Regions from separate parts of the Homo sapiens genome. Here region 2 is linked to region 1. Evidence: chromatin loops called from intact Hi-C (ENCODE). Cell type or tissue: GM12878. All regions are shown on one strand. Each heading gives the region's core, and the rest is flanking DNA. Links, peaks and the distances in the headings are about the cores only.

Evidence for each region. Hi-C counts contacts between places; a loop is a spot of excess contacts. Peaks named below come from ENCODE experiments on the same cell type or tissue, not always from the same donor. Only the 100,000 strongest peaks of a DNase experiment are listed, where the experiment ranks them.
Region 2: a loop joins it to region 1, with 2.2 times the contacts of the local background. A loop is called at or near these places in 1 of 110 quality-filtered maps.

The regions. Positions count from the first base shown.
Region 1 is chr7:81,872,494-81,875,426 of GRCh38, reverse strand. No RefSeq gene overlaps it. Among named protein-coding and RNA genes, the nearest start is that of HGF, 100 kb to the right of the region's middle. In GM12878, for the core only: no CTCF peak of the experiment used is centred there; DNase peaks (open chromatin) are centred at 1,375, 1,726, 2,406 and 2,416; H3K27ac peaks cover 1,807 bases.
Region 2 is chr7:81,791,226-81,794,158 of GRCh38, reverse strand. No RefSeq gene overlaps it. Among named protein-coding and RNA genes, the nearest start is that of HGF, 23 kb to the right of the region's middle. In GM12878, for the core only: no CTCF peak of the experiment used is centred there; no DNase peak of the experiment used is centred there.

The DNA of each region.
Region 1 (2,933 bases), core at 316-2,815:
GAGGATGGTGAAAAATGTGCAAAGACTGGAAGCGAGGGAGTGTGAGTTAAGTGCAAGATGTTCAAGGAAGTCAGTATGACTGAGGCAAAAAATAGAGGGGTTTGTTTTGATTTTGATTGGGGTTTAGAGTCTAGGAGTTAGAAAGCTTGGGGCAGATGAGGAGCAAAGATAAACAGAGGCCAGAAGATAAAGGGCCTTAAAGCTCTACTAAGGATATTGGATATTATCTTTGGAATAATAGGAATCCCCGAGGGGTTAAAACAAATTAATGCATCAGATTTGGATTTCAGAGACATCTTTGCAGTATGCAGAAGCACTTAGAGCAATTCAAGACTGGATGTAAAAAGACTAATGTGTGTGGTAATATGATAAATATGAAAATAAATCTATAGATTGAAGAGAGATATAAAGTTATTATGAATAAGACTGGATGGTTAGGAATGGAATTAGGACACTTGAGAACAAGTTTCTGGTATTAATTTAGATTCCATCAATTTAGACTGAAAATTTGATAACCAGATTTAAATTAACTTCTGATAAACTTAAAAAAACTCAATGCAAATTAATAGTGCCAACAAAATGGGGCAGAAAAGTTTGAAAAACAGAGTTCTACCTATATGTAAATAATAATTATAAATATATATTTTAATAATATACCTGATTATAGAACCCATGAATGTGGTTTTAAAAATGCTGCTTATTGAGACCAACTGTATTAAAATGGCAATTTAAATCGTTTATTCATTCACATCTGCTTTTTATATCTTCCTAGGTTAGCAAGATTTCATTGTATATTAAATTCTATTATTATTCATAAAGTGTATGTGCAGATACCATTATAAGAAGTACTGATGACTGTATTTTTAAATAAGTATTGGTTAATAAGCAACAAGAAGTTACCATTTTATACTCAGTTCTTAGGTGAGATAGCATAGTTCAGAGGATCTATCCAAAGCTGGTCTATCAGCTTTATATCTAGAGAGATATGAATATGTAGTAAAAATGAAGATTTGTTTTAATAGATTATATGTAATAGATAATAATCTGAGTCATGATGTTCCATACACACTTATTAATTAGATAGGCCCATATAGGATCATTGTAAGAATTACATAAATTAATACATTTCCAACAAAAATGCATTACATTCTAAAGCCCTAATAAAACATTATGTTTTTGTGATGGTTGGAATGGTGATTTTTACTCTGGCACTCAGATTTACTCTGGCACTTATTTCTGGCACTTAGATGTCCTCTTCCTGTGTCACTTTTACATTTGAAATTTTAAAGACATATGAAAAAGTTAGTCTTTCAGTTGCCTGTCATTAAGTATTTCTCTAAAACAAAACTATACAGATGGAAATAGCCAAAACAAAGCATGCATTAAGAGGCATTAAAGGCAACATTCATGTTTTACTTTGATGAATCCATGTGTGGAGAATGAGAGTGTTTGTTTATCATTTAACTTACTTACCTCTACATAAATATTTAATAAAGTTGTTTTTAAGTTCAATTAACTTTTTAAAAAGAAAATAGAGAACCTTAACCTCATCAATTCATTGATATTTTATGCAAATTGTAGGGCCATTTATAGCAATAGTTTCAGGTTCTTTAAAATAGACATCAGATTCTGATTACTGTAAACTGAAACACTGAGAAAACAATGCATTTCAATTATGAAATATCTGAAAACTTACATCTGTTCTTGTGAGACACATCATTGCTTTGACGTCAGTGACCTAACCACACGAACTAAGAATTTTTAAAAAGTACTCTTGATGGTATGTTTTATGATGTTCAGGGTCCCAGCCATTCCTCGGAAATGTGTTTTTTTGTTTTTTTTTTTGTTTGTTTGTTTTTGTTTTTGATGAATGAGTCTAAAGGCTGAGTGGCTATCAAACAATTCTTTTTGGTTTACATTGTATTATGAAAATAATATAAAAACCCTGTGTACTTTTCTTGTTTTTCCTTTCTATAGTTTTTGGGGAACAGGTGGGTTTTTGTTACCTGGATAAGTTCTTTAGTGGTAATTTCTGAGATTTTGGTGTGCCCATCACCCCCTCCGTGTACTTTTAAAATGAGTAAGTTGTGAAAATGTCAACTAGTTTGCTATTTAGAGGGTCCTCATAAAGTAACAAAATGATACATAACACATTTGCACAGCAAGTCCTCACTTAGAGTTGTAGATATGTTCTTGAAAACTGCGACTTCAAGTGAAACAACATATAACAAAACTAATTTTACCATAGGCTGGTTGACACAAACAAGAGCTTAGTTCCTACCACACATTACTGGTCATAAAAACATGACCAAATCTCTAACTAAAGACCAAAAGACTTCTAATAATAAACATCGAGATAAATGTGAGCTATACCTACCTTTAAGAAAGATTAGTGTAAACAAGTAAGGTAATTTACTCAGTTATTCTAGTTCAGGACTGTGGGTAGCCAGAGCCTGTCCTGGCAGCTCGAGGTGCAAAGTGGGAACAAGCCTTGAACAGGACACCATCCCTCAAGGGAGCACTCATGCCCACACCCACAGTCACCATACTGGGATAACTGAGACACCCCAATTAACCTAACATGTACCCCTTGGGGATACGAGAGGAAACTGGAGTACCTGGAGAAAACCCACACAGACACGAGGTGACTGCAAACCACACAAGACAGTGGCTCCCACCTGAAATTGATTTCAATTTTCTCATCAATGCTACAACAAAACAACACTGAATGAAATGACATTATTGGAGGACCTGCTGGATATTTTGCAAGAGATTAACGATAAATACCATGTTTCTTGAGAAGAATTAAGTTGTGTATGGATTGTAAAAGGAGTATTCTATATTCCTTTGAAATAATTCAAAGGTCATCTCAATTAATGGTGAATCCATTCTTTCCACTGATCAAAGCAAAACAGCTGTAGTCATTCTTGACT
Region 2 (2,933 bases), core at 179-2,678, 81 kb after region 1:
TATCATATTGAAGTAAATAACTACCATTTATTTTTCCCAGCCATAAAGAAATATGGACACAACTTTTCTATTCAGTTTTCTATTTTGTATTGCATCTTGACTATTTTCTAAGCTACATCTACATTTTCATTGAGATCAATTTAAATAAAAATCTTTTATCATTTGTAGCATCTCATGAACTTCACTGGACAATCTGCATTATACTTGAAAATTCACCTGAAAGTCTTTGCATTTTTACACAACAAAGATGTGAAATTTATTAAGGCGCTACTTAGGGAGATTAAGGTTTATCAGGGAATTCGGTTTTTTAAAAAAACTATCTGTTGGCCCGGTGCAGTGACTCATGCCTGTAATCCCAGCACTAGGGAAACCGATATGGGTGGATTGCTTGAGTTTAGGAATTCGAGACCAGCCTGGGCAACATGGTAAAACATCATCTCTACAAAACAAACAAACAAACAAACAAAAAGTAGCCAATTGTGGTGGCCTTTTCCTGTAATCCCGGCTACTTGAGGAGCTGAGGCAGGAAAATCACTTCAACCTGGGAGGTCGAGGCTGCAATGAGCCAAGATTGTGCCACTGTACTCTGGCCTAGGTGACAAAGGGAGACCATGTCTCAAAATAAAATCTGTCAACATGTATATTTTAAAGTTCTTTTAAATTAGTACAGATTACAGAAAGGATCTTACAGGCATGGCTAAATATGTTGGCATATAAATCTGAAAATTTTAAATGATTTTGTGCATTTTGATGTAGAAAGCATATATATGTATATATATCTGCAATCAATACAGAGAAATTTATATATCTATCTCTATTTTATATAGGATCAAATAATTATATTAAGCCAAAGAATATTTAGAAACAAATGATATTATTCTCTTGGAAATAAATGCATTTCAAAACACAGAATCTACAATATTCAGTCTACTTCTTAATGAGAGGATATTGTTTTAGAAGAGGAGACGTTTAATCCAGAATTAATTACACTAAATGGAGAAACAGCCAAATCTAGAGTAAACTGTTGGTCACCTAATGTAGTATCTTGAATGATGTAAGCCTGAGGTAATTATTAGCCATTGAAAATTTTTGGATATATAAATACCTATTTTCGTCCTTTGCAAGATTACTATATGGCATCTTCATTAACATATTCAGTGGATTGTTTACTGAAAGGTAGGTTTAGAGCTTTCCACAAAAAAAAAGAATGAGTTTGTTCAAATATGGTCAACAAATCTTCCCTCCTGGGAGTGGTCTTTCAGTGAGCACTCTCTCAAAGATGATTGCTTGTCTTGCTGTTAGTCCTTAGTGCCAAAAATAACTTCTGCATTTGTAAAAGCTAATTACTGCCCTGAATTTTTGGTCTTTCCTTTTTTGTTTCATGTTTGTTTGTTTTAATATATTATCTGAGAAATAGATATAATTATTCCTATTTGCAGACAAGGGAATACAACTCAGAATATTGTATGCAAGCAGATTATTGGTGAACCATATTAAGGACATTGTTAATGGGCTTTCTGGAAATGGGATAGATGTTGAATAAACCTCTGAATTTAAGAAAGTAACTTGGAAGAGTTCTAAAGCCTAGGCCTGAGAATTAGTAGAAATACTAAAAAAAAAAAAAAAAAATCCCAAAACTTTATTAACAAAATATTTAGCATTTGTATATTCAACATTAATATTTTGTTCATCTAGTGTGTGCCTTGAACTAAAATTACATGGCTGATTAATAAAGTCCTTGCCCTCAACGTGCTAGGAGCCTAAAGTGAGAGAGACAGACACTTACCAGATAAAACCATGTGATGGCTCATTGTAAAAACCCCAATTACCATAGAGGAGTATTGGGAAATCAGAGAAGATGATGTCAGACCAATGGCCAACAATTTGTAGTTAACGAGAGTGCTGAGAGAATGTCAAGTAAATTAGAAAAATCGACAAGAATAAAATATTAAACATGATTAAAAGGAGGAATCCTTTTAAGAGGCTTCACTGCGCATACTATCTATGAAATGTTTCATTTTGTAAATCACGACGTTCTCTGTTTGGTAGCAATCTGAAGTTTTGCTCAGTGTTTCACAGTTCACTGCTTTGTTGCCAAAATAAAGCACACAACGGAACTAATGGTCTAGTCTCTGTACTGAGAGTAGCCCTGCATCTGTGTCTCTAAAAACACCCAGATTCTGCACTCGTTTCTAGACCAGTTAAATTCTGCCACCGATAATTCACTTACGAAGCCCACTGAAGATTTTAGGAAATGATTTAGATTTAGTCATAAAATGGAACAGAATACCTAAAGGTAAGACTAAATGCTGCTGATATGAAGCCTCTCCTAAGAGAGTGCTTGCAACATGGGAGGAGCAGTGGTGAGGGAGGCAGCTGGGCTGCATCACTTTCTGCTCATCCAACTTGACCATGGGTAACCAGGAATTTCCAAGCCAATGCTTTCATATTAACGCCTTATTCCCCTACATCACCCGGCTTGTTGTTTAGTCTAATATATTAATACTTTCTGCTTAGCCAGTTCCATTCAGGATTTTCTAGTTCCCTCCCATTTGGCTTTGGCAACACATTCTTGTGAATGGGTGACATTCTGAAAACTTTCCATTTTTCTCCTTGGGAAAGAATGTGGAACAGACTTATTCTAATTTTTATTTAACAGAATTCCACTCAGTAAATCTTTCCTGAGAAAATAATTATAATACTGATAATAATAATAATAGTTCAAATGTGTTGAGTGCCAGGCACTGTATCGAGTATGCATTATTTTATTTAACTTTTAAAACAACCATATAAGGTATATATGAGTATTATCAATCATCATTTTATAGATGCAGAAAATGACATGAGGAGACGGTAAATAGCTTGCTAATAGGTCTTGGCAATTAAGTGGTCGAACCAGAATTTAAACCCTCAAAAGCTGACTGCAAAGGCTG